Regions from separate parts of the Homo sapiens genome. Here regions 2, 3 and 4 are each linked to region 1. Evidence: chromatin contacts called from ENCODE Hi-C data. All regions are on one chromosome and are shown on one strand. Each heading gives the region's core, a stretch centred on a gene start or an enhancer-like site at or near the end of the contact. The rest is flanking DNA. Distances are from core to core; before and after follow the strand shown. Region 1 holds the start of MRPL50 (mitochondrial ribosomal protein L50). Region 2 holds the start of IPPK (inositol-pentakisphosphate 2-kinase). Region 3 holds the start of TMEM245 (transmembrane protein 245). Region 4 holds the start of CTNNAL1 (catenin alpha like 1).

What was found. A loop is a pair of places that touch in the nucleus more often than their neighbours do. Pooled maps may share reads with other maps.
Region 2: a loop to region 1 is called in a pooled map, with 9 times the contacts of the local background. The contact joins the promoter of IPPK here to the promoter of MRPL50 in region 1. A Hi-C loop is called at or near these places in 4 of 50 pooled maps.
Region 3: a pooled map shows a loop between it and region 1 (24-fold over the local background). The contact joins the promoter of TMEM245 here to the promoter of MRPL50 in region 1. A Hi-C loop is called at or near these places in 3 of 50 pooled maps.
Region 4: a loop to region 1 is called in a pooled map, with 17 times the contacts of the local background. The contact joins the promoter of CTNNAL1 here to the promoter of MRPL50 in region 1. A Hi-C loop is called at or near these places in 5 of 50 pooled maps.

The regions. Positions count from the first base shown.
Region 1 is chr9:101,396,934-101,400,329 of GRCh38, forward strand. It overlaps MRPL50 (mitochondrial ribosomal protein L50), which reads right to left and starts at 1,685. Exons shown (of 2, transcript NM_019051.3): 1 at 1,568-1,685. The coding sequence starts at 1,659. ZNF189 (zinc finger protein 189) reads left to right here and starts at 1,918. Exons shown (of 3, transcript NM_003452.4): 1 at 1,918-2,256; 2 at 2,951-3,077. The coding sequence starts at 2,224. RefSeq lists enhancers at 798-1,327, 1,328-1,856, 1,389-1,918.
Region 2 is chr9:92,668,532-92,671,927 of GRCh38, forward strand. IPPK (inositol-pentakisphosphate 2-kinase) reads right to left here and starts at 1,600. Exons shown (of 13, transcript NM_022755.6): 1 at 1,377-1,600. The coding sequence starts at 1,457. LOC107987095 (a long non-coding RNA gene) reads left to right here and starts at 1,831. Exons shown (of 2, transcript XR_001746837.2): 1 at 1,831-2,142. RefSeq lists enhancers at 702-871, 1,612-2,061, 2,072-2,121, 2,876-3,170 and a silencer at 1,392-1,571.
Region 3 is chr9:109,117,960-109,121,355 of GRCh38, forward strand. It overlaps TMEM245 (transmembrane protein 245), which reads right to left and starts at 1,988. Exons shown (of 18, transcript NM_032012.4): 1 at 1,376-1,988. The coding sequence starts at 1,954. RefSeq lists silencers at 1,318-1,427, 1,778-1,947, 2,088-2,137 and an enhancer at 1,618-1,667.
Region 4 is chr9:109,011,872-109,015,267 of GRCh38, forward strand. It overlaps CTNNAL1 (catenin alpha like 1), which reads right to left and starts at 1,628. Exons shown (of 19, transcript NM_003798.4): 1 at 1,431-1,628. The coding sequence starts at 1,571. TMEM245 (transmembrane protein 245) reads right to left here. Exons shown (of 18, transcript NM_032012.4): 18 at 3,264-3,396. RefSeq lists an enhancer at 816-1,319 and a silencer at 981-1,870.

The sequences.
Region 1 (3,396 bases), core at 435-2,934:
CCATCTCCAACACAAACAAAAAAAAAGTCAAATTCATAGAAACAGAGAGTAGGATGGTGGCTACCAGGGGTGGCGGAAATGAAGAGACGTTGGACAAAGGTAAAATTTAAATTATGTAGAATGAATAAGTTCCAGAGATCTAATGTACACCATGGTGACGATCATTAATAATACTGTACTGTATACTTGAAATCTTCTGAGAGTAAATCTTAAGTGTTTTCACCACACACACAAAAATTCTAACTGGCCAGGTGTGGTGGCTCACCCCTGGAATCCCAGCAATTTGGGAGGCCAAGGTGGGAAAATTACTTGAGTCCAGGAGTTCAAGACCAGCCTGTGCAACATAGTGAGAACTCCTTTCTCTAAAACAAAACAAAACAGAAAGTATGTGAAGAGATGAATATGATAATTATCTTGACTAATAATCAACATCAAGTTGTATATCTTAAATATATAAAATTTTTAAAATAGTAAAGAAAATATAATCATCATTCTCAGTAATCTATTTCCTCTAGTTTTCTTCATAATTTACCACTTTCTGAAATTACATTACACATTTGTTCATTTCTTCCTCCATTAGAACATATGCCCTACGAGAACAAAAATTTGGTCTGTTTTAGTAACCACTGTATTCTTACAACACCTAAGATATAGCCTGGCATATAGTAAACAGCCTAAAAAATATTTGTTGAGTGAATGAATAAAACAAACTTGGAAGAGATTTGAGAGATAATAACAAATATTGACCAAAGAAGAGGGAAAGCTAATATCTGAACTGATGAAAAAGATCTTTCCTAATTGTAGTGGTTTTTGTTTTAAACCTAAGAGAGCATACATTGCTCCCTAGGGTTCCTACCATACGTTTTGATTTCCTAAACACTATCTAAGTCAAATTAGATTTACCTTCAAACAATTACACATGGTGCAGCCGTGCAGCAGAAAAAGCAGTAGATGGGGAGTTAGGAGACATATGTTCTAGATCCAGCTTTGCAATTAACTTGCTTTGTGACTTTGGGAAAATCACTTCCCTCCTGTGGGCCTGTTTCCTCATATGTTGGAGTACCTCGAGGATGAGAATGGATTTTGTTTTTCCTGCTGTATCCTAGGCGCTTAGAGTAATGCTGGCCCTAAGAAATCTGTTGAATGACTGAATGAATGAACAAACAAAAGGAGGAGGCAGTACTTCATTACTGAACCTTGCTTGTGAAGAAACACAGCCGGCAAATGAGTTTAGTTTACCAAGCGCTTTCATGTGTTTGCAGACAACACACTCGGTGTCTCGCACACGAGGTTAATCCTGCTTGCTTAATAAATAAATGAATGAGTGAAGTGAAAAGGAAAGGGGGTGGTATTTCCGTTATAAAATGAGAAAACTAAGGCCGAGAGTGGAAGAGACTGGGTCCCACCACTCAATGAGTGCTTCTCAACTCGGGACCCTAACCGGACCTCCTTGTCCTTGCTCTGATCAGGCGCGGGACCACGATGGCGTAACACTCTATTTTGAATTCGTCCCTAATCCTCCTTAACTTTCCTTGAACATGACCCACCGTCCACCATAAAGCTTTACCTGAATCGAGACCAAAATTCTCTACATGGTGTCCCTGAGACTGTCCACATGAAGACTCTTCTGGTAATGCCCGACACAGATCGCGCCGCCATCTTCGATGAGATCCACGGGCCTGAGCGCAGCCTTCAGCCAGCAGTGACGCGCCCAGACCAGCCAATCGGATACAATCCCAGTGGCAAGAGCTTTCTTTTTCCTGTAGGCTCCCTCGCCCTTTGCACGCTGGGAAATGTAGTCCAGTAGCTGTTGCTGGCGGCGTCTGGACCGCGGCGCTCTTTCCGAGCATGACGGGAGTTGTAGTTGAGGGGGCCTCGGGAAGAATCTGGGTGACGCCTTCTGGTCCGGGGGCGGGCGGTCATAGCGTTACTTGGCTGCAAGGAGGAGGAACTGGCAGCGGGGAGGAGGCTCTAGCGAGGCCTGAAAGGCTGCGTAACCAGGCAGGAGTAGGGGTTGGGGTTCGGGGTTGGGGGACAGCCAGGGATCGCGTCTGATATGCTGTTGGGGTCGTGACCGTCTGGGGGCCGAGGCAGGCACTGGCCAGACCCAGCCAGGGATCCTCGTATTCGTCGAGCCTAATTTCCAGCAGCCGGGTAGGCCTCACCAGAGGCTCCTTTCCGTGAGGCCGCCCCCAATTCCTGCCCCTATTCTCTGCCTGGGAGATGGCTTCCCCGAGCCCCCCGCCGGAGTCGAAGGTAAGTAAGCACCCCCCCGGGGATCCCGGTTGTCTCGCCGCTACCCCAGCTAGGCCGCACCACTGCTTTCTCCCCCAGGCCCCCCACCAACCTCCTGACCGCCTCTTTAGGGCCAGCGCCTTGCAAGGAACTCCCCACTAGTGCATTGGGGTGCGGTTCGCGAACAAACTGCCCACTGGCTCCCTTTTTTTTTTTCTTTTTCTAGAGAGACTTGATAAATCGGCCTGAGAAAATAAGTAATGCTCCAGACTAGCTCTCTCATTTGTGAGTTCTCCAGGTGAAGCACCATTTTTGACCTTCCCTTGTGTCTTCTGTTCCTGGCACAGTGCCTGGACCCCAAGGTACACGCTTAGAGAACCTCAAGGAATTGAATTGAATAGAGTCACAAGCCAGTGCAAATGGAAAATTGAAGTAGGCAATGAGGTGAGGGAAGCTTGGAGAGGCCTTGGGGCAGTTTACTAAAATTAAACTCTCAGGGCATAATAAATCAGAAAAGCCTTATCCGTAGGTCCTTTCTAGTCTGAGATGTCTGTCAGTTACAGTTCGTTCCCAGAATTGGGCAACATATGGAACTTTCAGTTATCATGTTCCTCCTAGCCTACTTGGCCACAATAAGTGATTGCCTCTGTCACTTTTAGTGGTAGAATTGTCCTTGAGACAACAGGAACTGACTACAGAAATCATACTATTTCAGGGGTTGCTGACATTTGAGGATGTGGCTGTGTTTTTTACCCAGGAGGAGTGGGATTATCTGGACCCAGCTCAGAGAAGCCTGTATAAAGATGTCATGATGGAGAATTATGGAAACCTGGTCTCACTGGGTAAGAATCTGCTGTTTCTCTAATTAAAATATCTAAGAAGGTAGAGAGAAATCAGACTAACAGAACATTTGGACGGAAACCAGTACCAAAACTGCTTTGTTCCAAAGTTCTGATTCAAACCTTTTAGCCATTAATTGTTTCCATAACTCTCATCCCTAGCTTCCTTGAGGTGACCAAACTGCAAGCCTTTCGGGCATCCTGTCTTCATAATCTCATTCCCATATTGTTCTGTACTTTCCGTCCTGGCTCATCCTCCCACAGCTTTCCTCCCACCCCTTTTCACTCTGCGTTCTGGAACCCCTGTTCGTCTTCACATAAT
Region 2 (3,396 bases), core at 350-2,849, 8.7 Mb before region 1:
AAGTCTTAGGTTTACCTAAAATGCAGAGATACATCTAATCTTACCAAGGAATTGGAAGATTAGTATTTGTTTTGGGAAAGGATTCAGGGGATCAGCACAGTAACCCAACAACAAAAGGACTCACGCAGAAACATCCCTCACTTTGCCAATAGTGGACTACACAAGAGAAGGACAGCTTTAGGTTAGCCTGGTCCATTATTAATTCACCTAAAGATCTTGAGCAAAGCTTGTAGTCTCTGTTCTTTAGTTCCCTGTGCTAATGAGCAACAAAATCCAAAGGCACAACCTAGGGGCTACCTGGGTGTTTGCAGCTTACACTACAGCTGACCAATGCACCCAGCATAGGAACAACAGAAGCAAGGCAGGACTCCACTGCCTACATCATCCCTGACAAGCTGTTCGACTCGGGCAATGCCCTTAACCTCTCTGATTTTCACTTTATTTATCTGTCCAAGGGATGACAATTATCACTTGCTAAGCATAACTTGATGGGTTCCTGCGTAACTGGTCTTTGCAACAATCCCACAAAGTGAATTCTACTACTAGTTCCACTTCACAAATGTAGACACTGAGATTCCTGTGCCTTTAACACCCATGCTCTAACTCCTCCCTACATGACACCTATCCTCGCCTCCCTCACCCCCCTCCCCCGTTCCAGCCGGCCACATTCCTGCGTGGTTGTACCAGACAGCAAAAGGTCAGAGAGATCTGGGCCCTCACAGAAACCCACACGCTTCACTCTTGGGATTCACCTTTGCGAGATCTTACTGCAGTTTCTAAAACTTTCACCCTCGTTGAATTCAGGTGAAAGCCTTCAAATTCTAAAAGGTTGAGAAGAGGACCTGTGGACAACATCCCCTTACTATTAACAGCACAGCAATTCCGTAGTCTCACGAGGCTGAACTCTTTTGGTGCTGAGAGTAACAGCACTGTGGGCACTCTGCTTCTTCCTCCAGTGCTGGCCGGGCCCTCCGTCCCAACCAAGCCTCCACCCCACTGCGGCCTGGCAGTCCGGCGGGCATCCAGGCGGGAGGCGGCACCGCGTGAGGCTGAGCGCGGCACCGACGGGGCGGGGAGGGGGATGTGGAACTGACTCTGACGGGGAACGGGAATACTGAGGGGACGACAGACCGGCCAGGAGAAGGATCTGGGGCAATGGGAGACTGACCCAGTAGAGAGGGGATACTGGGGTGATGAGGAACCCAAGCGGTAGGGGGGGATGCTGGAGGGTGGGGGAATTCCGGAGACCGGCCGGGGAGGAGGAAGGTACTGGGGGGACGTGGAACCGACCCTGTTGAGGAAACGGATAATGGGGGCGGGGTGATACCGGCCGTCGGAGTGAGGTACCGGACCTGCGCCGCACGTCCACCGCTCACCTGCGCGTGGGCCACCACCAGGCTCTTATTGCCCTCTCCGTGGTACCCCCATTCATTCTCGTCCATCTTCCCCTCTTCCATGCCCAGGCGCAGCCCTGGCGCCTCGCGGGCTAGGACTCGGGGACGCGAGCTGGGGGCCGCCCGCCTCGCTGGGAACCAGCCGCTGCGGTCGGGGGAGGAGCGCCTGTCAGCTGCCGCCCCCGCTCGACCCCGCCGCGGCGACTAGCAAGCTGTGGCCGCCGGAAGCCACGCCCCCGGCGCCTGCCATGACGGAGTCGGGCAATTCCGGGTTCGTGACACTTTCCTCACACCGATCGCGACGGTGGATGGGCCGGCGGCCATCTTAGGTACTGGTAGAGCGACTCATTTCCGGAACGCGGTCTTGGGAGCCGGAAGAGAAGCTTCCGGCCTCGGCGCCGGATGTGTAGCTGGCGGAAGGAGCCGGCGGCTTTTCGGCGCCCGGTAGTGACCGGCAGTCCCCGGGTAGCCAGGGTGTCTGGGTGTTGGGACCGCTTAGTCGCGAGACCCCAGCAAACCTCTTGGCGTCTCTGAGCCTCAGCTTTTGCTTCTGTAGAATAGGGTGTACTCATCGTACATTTCATGGGAATACCTAACGCAGTCATTTGGATGGTCCTGTGAGGTAGAAAACATTGTCCAACGTTCTACGCGAGGAAATGTGGCTGGGCCACAGGACTGGACTCCCCAGTCCCGCTTTTGCCTGAAGACTTCGAGGGACGCAGTTGGAGCGCAAGGCTCCTGCTTGGCGGTGAGGCAGAGGGCTAACGACCTTCCTTCTCCTAAATTCACTGATGCGGCGGCAAGAATGGCACCGCCTCGTAGAGCTACCGCATTTCCCAAACTCGTAGTCTCAGGACCACTTTATACTCATAAAAATGAGGGCCCCAAGCTTTTGCTAATGTGGGTTACAGCTATCGATGTTACCACATTCTAAGTTAAAATGCTTTAAAGTTTTTTGTTGTTTCGTTTAAAAGTAAACAGCCGGGCGCGGTAGCTCACGCCTGTAATCCCAGCACTTTGGGAGGCTGAGGCGGGCGTATCACCTGAGGTCAGGAGTTTGAGACCAGCCTGGCCAACATGGTGAAACCCTGTCTCTACTAAAAATACAAAAATGAGCCAGGTATGGTGGCGCAGGCCTGTAATCCCAGCTACTCCGGAGGCTGAGGCAAGAGAATCATTTGAACCCAGGAGGCGGAGGTTGCGGTAAGCCAAGATCGCGCCATTGCACTCCAGCGTGGACGACAGAGTGAGACTCCATCTCAAAAAAAAAAAAAAAAAAAAAAGTAAACATTACATTCCACGCCCACCACCAAAATAAAGGAGTGGTATTGTTTTACACTTTTGCAAATCTTTTTAAAATCTGACCTAATAGGTTCTCACATGTGCTTCGGCATTCGGTCTGCTGCAATATATTGCATTGGTTGACATACACATTGTGAAGAACATCTGCAGTTATGTAGTTCACAAAGAGAGGACCTGCAGACCCAACTTTGAGAACGGCTGGGCACCTTGCCAGGCCTTGGGAATTGTAGTGAAATCAGGCCAGTGACTCAGGAAAATGAGCTGAAGGCTTTGAGCATCTCTTTCCTCCATTTTAGGCCTCAAAAGGGAGGCTGGGGCAGGGCATGGTGACTCATGCCTGTAATCCCAGCATTCTGGGAGGCCGAGGTGGGCGGATCGCTTGAGCTTAGGAATTCCAAACCAGCCTGGCAACATGGTGAAACCCTGTCTCTACAAAAAATTAGCAGGGTGTGGTATCTGTGCCTGTAGCCCCAGCTACTTGTAGGGCTGAGGGGCTGAGGCGGGAGGATCGCTTGTGCCCGGGAGGTTGAGGCTGCAGTGAGCCGTGATCAAGCCACTGCACTCTAGCCTGGGTGACAAAGCAAGATTCTGTCTCAAAAAAAAAAAGTGGGGGAGGCTGGGTGTGGTGGCTCACGCCTGTAATCCCAGCACTTTGGGAGGCCAAGGCGGTGGATCATGAGGTCAGGAGTTTGAGACCAGC
Region 3 (3,396 bases), core at 738-3,237, 7.7 Mb after region 1:
TGGGCCTCCATAAAAGTGAACCACAGATTTGCTCATGAGCTGTGTGACTTTGGACCAATCACATTCTCTGGGCCTGTGGCCCACAACGGATGAGTCATGAACATTTATCTGTATGTCTGTCATCTCCATTAGAATATGTTCATATAGGATTATATGTACCGTGAAGACGGGACCTGTATCTTAGTCCTTTTTTAAACCTCTCACAAAGCCCAACACCTAACATATGCTCGATCAACTTTAAACATGAACCAAGAGGTGGTATTGAGGGAACAAGAGAAGAAGGGTGTTTTGGGTCATTCATCACTCTGCCAATAACCTCAGGCAAGCCAAAACACCGCTAGACAGATAAGGGGAATTAATATTTTCCAACTTAATGACGTCAAGGTACACTGAACTTTATTTCACTGACAAAAGAAGTGAATCAATTTGTAAATGGTACTGTTTATGAATCAATTGGCATTCTTACGCACTAAATCTCCACTTGTTTTTAACAGTCTCCAGTTAAATATGTGGATAATTAACTAGTCCACAATATAGTCTGAGTTAGGAATTGTGTCACTAGATTACCTTTGAAATCTTTCCAATTCTAAAGCTCCCTGGTTTTGTAAGAGTAAGCTCAGGTTAATCCAAGCATCACAAATCTACGTCTCTCCCCTTCACGCGGTCAGCTGCTTTACTCCAGGCGGGAGGAGGTGTGCTGTGGTACACCAGTCCCTGCACAACAAAAGCAGTTACCTAAAAGTAAAGCGTGGAGAGGAAGAAGCACAGGCAGCTCAGCACCCAGTGCCTTGCACAAATTATACAGGAATCACCTGAACTGAGAGGCAGCACCAGCCAGTGAAGCAAGCTTTGTTTTAGGACTTGTAAGAAATCTAAGACACCCAAACCCCTCTTTGTCCCTAAGTAGCCCTAGCCTGGTAAGAGGTCACCTTTCCTATCTGCAGGATGGCAAGTTGGCCTAGAATCTCTAAGGTCCCTTCCAGCTCTGACATTCAGATGCGCAGAACTGAGGGTGGCCGAAGCACCCCCGCCCTCTCCAACCAGAAGTAAAACCAAGCCCCACTGCCATGCTCTGAGGCCTCTCTCTGCAAAGCGAAATAACGATTCTCAATCCAGGGCACTGTCCCCCTAAGAGGGCCTATTAGGATTGAAACAAGGCGAAAAGCAGGGAGGCTGTTTCAAATCACGCCCGCCCCCTTTTTGGAAGAATGTCCGCCAAATTCCTGAGGTGTGAGAAGGAAAGCGGAGACGGACGGTCACTGCAGCACAGGTGTGGCCCCTCGTCGCCCCTGCACCGGGAGGAACAGCTGCAGGATTGCACCCCAGAGCGCCGGGACCACGGGCGGGGGACGGGGGCGGACTGCCGCTCACTCACCCACAGGCTGCTGAAGTAGTCCAGCCCGCGGCAGATGAGCGTGGCAGCGTGCACCAGCAGCACCTGCACGCCCAAGTAGCTGCCGAGGCAGTAGAGGCCGTACAGGAGCGGGCCGCCGGCGCCGAGCAGCAGGAGCAGGCGGCGGCGGCGCAGCGCCTGCTCGCCCAGGGCCTCGACGCCGTAGTCGACGAAGCAGAGCGGCAGGAGCAGCGCGGCCAGGACGATGGGCGTGTGCGCGCGGTGCAGGCGCTGCAGCCAGTGGCGGCCCAGGCGCGTCAGCGAGCTCTTGAAGGGGTGCAGAAAAGTGCCGCATAGCACGGCCCAGAGCAGCGGCCGCAGGAAGGCCTCCAGGATGAAGTAGACCAGCACCGCGGCGCCGCAGCACAGGCACACGAACAGCACGGCCCCGGTGTTGTAGAAGGCCTGCTTAATGGGCTTGTCGAAGCGCAGCGCCAGCGCCGCGGTCCGCGGGGTCTCCCCGCCACCGCCACTCGGCCCGACCGCGCGCGGGACCCGCGGCGCCGGCCCGGGAGAGCTCCGCAGGCTTGGCGCGTCCTTAGGGCCGCCGCCGTCGGCCATCGTTCCTCCGCCACAGCCGCCCCCGAGGGGCGGTAATGGGAGTCGGGCTAGAAACGCGGGCGGGAGGCAGGGCGGGAGGCGCGCGAGATTGTGGGAGTTGTAGTTCCCCGCTGGTTTACAGACCCACCAAGCGCTTGCAGGAAACTACAACTCCCGAAGGGGAAATGGGGAAAACGCCTCCGCCTCCTTGGTGTCCGCAAGGTCCTGCTAACAAGTTTGCAGGGTCTATATCTTCCTGGAGGGGGGGGGGGGGGGAAGCTCCTTTCACTCATTCGTTAATGTCAATTTCTCGCGAGGCGAGATCCCAAAAGGCGCCACATTCAGATATTAAAACCCAAGCTGCATACTAGAATACCGTGGGGGAGTACTTTTAAAGAACCAATGCCCCGATTCTGTTTTACTGATTTATTTAACAGATATTTTTAAAGTGTTTTCTTTGGTGTATCTGACAGGATTTTAAATAGAGATTACCATATAACAGGCCCTATTCTAAGTGGCTCACTCCTATTAACTCATTTAATCCTTAGAACAACCCTACAAAGAAGGTGTTATTATCCTCATTTTACCAACAGAAAAACTGAGACAGAGCCGTTAAGTACGCAGCCAGAGTCACACAGCTACCAAGTGGCACAGGCAAGATTCAAACTCAGGGATTCTGGCTCCAAAGGCTATACTTTTATCTACCATAGTATTTGGCCTGAGGAAAGAACTCTTGGCATTTTTCAAACGTTCCTCATAAGCCTGTAATTTGCAGCCGCTGTTGACAACTGTTTGTGCAGGTTTCGCTGTGGACGCAATCTAAACTCTTAAAAGAGTCGTAGATCAAAGTCTCAAACTGCCACTGTTTCTTTTTGAGACTTGATGTAATGTCAGTTAAGCCCCCAATCTCAAGTTTTCCTCTGTCACATGGCGATGATAATAATAATAGCTTTTGCTTTAGGGTTATTGTGTGGGGGAAGGGAAACTCTGGGGCGGTACAAGGTGCTTCTGTTCCCCTATTGGAAAAGTGCTGGGATCCAAGCCTGCTACCCATAAAATATCCCAATCAACATTTTGATTTAAAAAAAAAAAGAAAGCCTTGACTGAGTACTCAACATGTGATTGCTTCAAACCTTGCAAGTTGTCCCTTTCCTGTTTCAATAGTATTCCTATTAATTTCTACATAATTTTTGTTTCCCTTCTAAAGCAGACAAGACAGGTAACATAATCCACAGTTTGCAGATAAAGAAACTATTGCTTGATAGATTTGGAGACAAAGGGATTTAGTAAAGGAAGTAAAGGAAAAAGTAATTCCCTATCCATCTCGATTGTAAGTTTTAGGTCTCAGTATTTCAGATGGCCTTTGGAGTTTTATAACCAAAACGCAGGTTTAGTCGCTCACCACTTGCAGATTCCAATTAACAAGAGCAAGGTCTGGTATAAAGAAAGTGATGTATTCCAAA
Region 4 (3,396 bases), core at 378-2,877, 7.6 Mb after region 1:
ATAGGTGTTATTTAAAAAATGGATAAAATACTATCAACTTGAACTCCATCACTCTCTTATCTCTCTGCCTCTTAAAACTGCTCCAGTGTTTCTCGTTTTGGTTGTGTTGTGCTAGTGGAGATAGGCGAGGAGCGGAGGGTCTGACATTACTGAGGGATCCCAGTGCCCCTTCCCACTGGTCAGAGCCTCAATGAGACACAGGAAAAGGGAAGGAGAGTGTCAGATATATTCATCACTGCTCCGTTAGCCATGCGAAGGTGAAGAAAATAGGGATGTTTATTTAACCAGCATAACAGGAATCCAGGGACATGTGTAACTGCTGTTTTCAAATATGCGCAGGGCTGGGCAGGAGAAGAGATAATAGCATTTAGAATTCTATGCAACAGCTACAGGCTCCCCTTCACTGAACATGTTTAAGCAGGGTACTGGTGGCCAGGTGTCAAGGATGCTAAAGAAAGAATTTTTAGTCAGATAATCTTTAAGATTTCTTCTACCTCTAAAATCTTGGTAATCCTAGTATGAGTCACGAAGTGGTTACAACCTAGATGTGAGTCACACATCGCCAACGCGCTCCCGAAGGCACAGAATTCACTCCCCACAGTGCTTGGCATCTTACCACAGACCTAAGTGAGGAATTCTAGCCCTGAAGCTGCATATAACCCAGCTCAGAGAAACAAAAACTTTCCTAAAACTCAGGGCGTCGGTTAGCTGATTGGCAAATACAGTAACGCACACATCCCAAACGGGACTTGGCAAAACGGTGTGCATCTGGATTAACTGTCATACAGTCTCCACGTCACTCTTCCACGAGGCCGGACAGAAGCGGGCAGAAGTGAGCAGCAGCAGGTTCAGGGGAAGGGGTAGGGTGGCCGGGATGAATGGGAGGCCAGCGAACTGACCTACGGCGGGGAGGGACAAAGGATCAGGGAGCGCACGCTGGGCGGGGAGGCCGGGAGGAATACCCCAGGCGGAGGAGCCGGGCTCGGGACCAGGCTGCGAACTGGTGACAAAGTCGGTTATCGTGGAGGGCCCTAAGTACCAGCGAGGGGCCCCGCGGGGGTCCTCTCTGCCTCGGGAGCTGGGCTCAACCACTCGCCCCGCGGAGGGGGCATCGCCCGGCCGGGGGCACCCGGGAGCCGCAGACCCGAGGCAGGTACTGGGGGCAAAGGCCCAGGCCGGCACCCCCGCCCCGCAGCCTCCCCTGCTGCCGAGTCCACTCAACCCTGCCGCCGGAGTTTGGATTATCCAGTCTCTCGCCGCCCGGGCCGAGGCCCGTCCCGGAGCCCCACACAGGCGGTCCGACAAGAACGCCGCAGTGCCGGCGCGGAAAGTGGGGCAGCGGCTGCCTCCCGTCCGGTCGTGCGAGCGGCGGCCGCCATCGCGGGCCGCGGCGGGAAGGAGAAGAGGGGCCGCGCCAGGCGCCACTTTACCTGAGAAACCAGCGGGAGTAGCGTCTGCTCCACCGAGCGAGTTTTGATCTCCAGTCCCGAGTCGAGGGCGAAGCCCGAAGAGCCGGAGCCGTAGACTGCTCCGGCGCCGCCAACGCCGGCGGGTCCGGGAGAGGCGGCCATGGCCCTCGGTCTATCCCGCAGCCGGGACTCCGCGCCGCGGCGAGCCTGCCGCCAGTCAGCCCACCCGCCCGAGGCGGCGGCGACAGGACACTCGCGCCAACCGAGACCCCGCCCCCAGGGGCCCGCCCCCCCAGGGCTCCGCCGCCAACCCTGCGTCCCCGACGCCCGTCACCGTATGTCCCCGCCCACCCCCGGCCTCTGCCCCGCCCGCGCAGTCCAGCCTGGTGTGGGCTCCCTGCAACCCCACCCCCTAAGCCGGGTCCCGCCCCCACATGGCCCCGCCCTTATCTCTTCTCAGACCCCTTCCATGGGTTCCAGGCACCTTCTCGCCAGGGTGGCGAGGAGAAACAAAACACATCTGTCACACAGCCACATGGCCTCCTCTTACTTGGACAGACAAGCGTCCCCAGCAAAGCTTCCCGTCCTCTCGATAGGTGACTCGTCCTAAATCAGCTCTGAATTCCCGCAAAGACTTCTGGAAGCTGTGCTGGGGTTGAAACTGGTAGACCAAAACCAGAATCAAGTCTGTTGGGAGGGGCCTTTCCCCTGGGACGGGAATTCCAGTGGTAATGTCTTCCTGGGGCTTCTCCGGAAGGTCCAATTTCCACTCCACCCTGCTCATTCTTTCACCATGTATTTCTCACAAACACTTTGAGCTGGATTGAAGGGGAAACATTTGATAATGCAATCATTAATGGAGTATCTGGGTATTCGGCAGGAAGTCAGTATATCTTTCACACTACTGTTTAGACTTATTCAAAAGAAATTTAAAAGAAACATGAAAAAGCCTCATCTACTGTTCAACACTACTTCTTAAAACTATTTTTCGAAGTTTTTTCCTAGTGCCAGGCACAGAGCAGTTTCTTCATAACTGTTCATTGCATGAAAACACCAAGTGTGTATTTCTGACAACTCACTTGAGGGGAAGGGTAAGAATCAGTTCTGTAAGCACAACTCTGAGCTCGCACAGAGCCCCACGATGGGGGCGGGGAGCTGAAGACTCCTATTCTAAGGTCTCCAGGAGCAAGGCCAAAAGGAGGTTGTCAGCAGTATGCACGCCGTGAAGGAATTCCAGACTTAAGCAACAGACTGAGAAGCATGAAAAAATGTTTTGTCAACTACCATATCTGCCAGTGAGAACCTGTCAGAGTAAAAAAGAATCTGAGGCTGGCCAGTCCACCCGGACACCTTGGCCTGGATCATTTCTTCTTCCATAACACCAGATTGATGAGCTGGGTACATCAACCTGAGGCATAAGAAAGCTCTTTCCCAAGCACCGTTGAAAGGCGCTTCACAGTGCTTCAACCTGTAGCTTCAGCTTCATCAATCTACCAGTGCTGCACAGCTGTCTTTGGTATTGAAGATAGCCAAGCTTCAGCTTCTTTTTCTTCATTCAAAAAGGACAGGTCCTCAATCCAACTTTTTCTTCCAATTCTTCTCAGCCAACCATCTCACCACTTCCTTACCTATCACAAGGCCACCTTCCCCTGTGCACTGAGGGCCCTTGACCTCTTTAAGGCGCCCAGTGTCCACTTCCTGGACACACCTTCCCTTACGAAGTTGACAGTATCTCCTAAGAATTCAGTGTACACAATGGTGCCGGAGGAAATGGCATAACAGAAGGCCTAAGAGACGGATGGATTCATGAAACTTTGGCTTCACAAAAGATCAAGTTTTTCAACACACAGGAGATTAAGTTTACCACATGATTCATTCAACACTAGTAATTTTATTTCAAAATATAAATATTTCACATTAATAAAGAAGTTACATCAGTAGGTTGTCAAAGCAAGTTAGCTAAGAAACAGCATTTGTGTGAGAACAG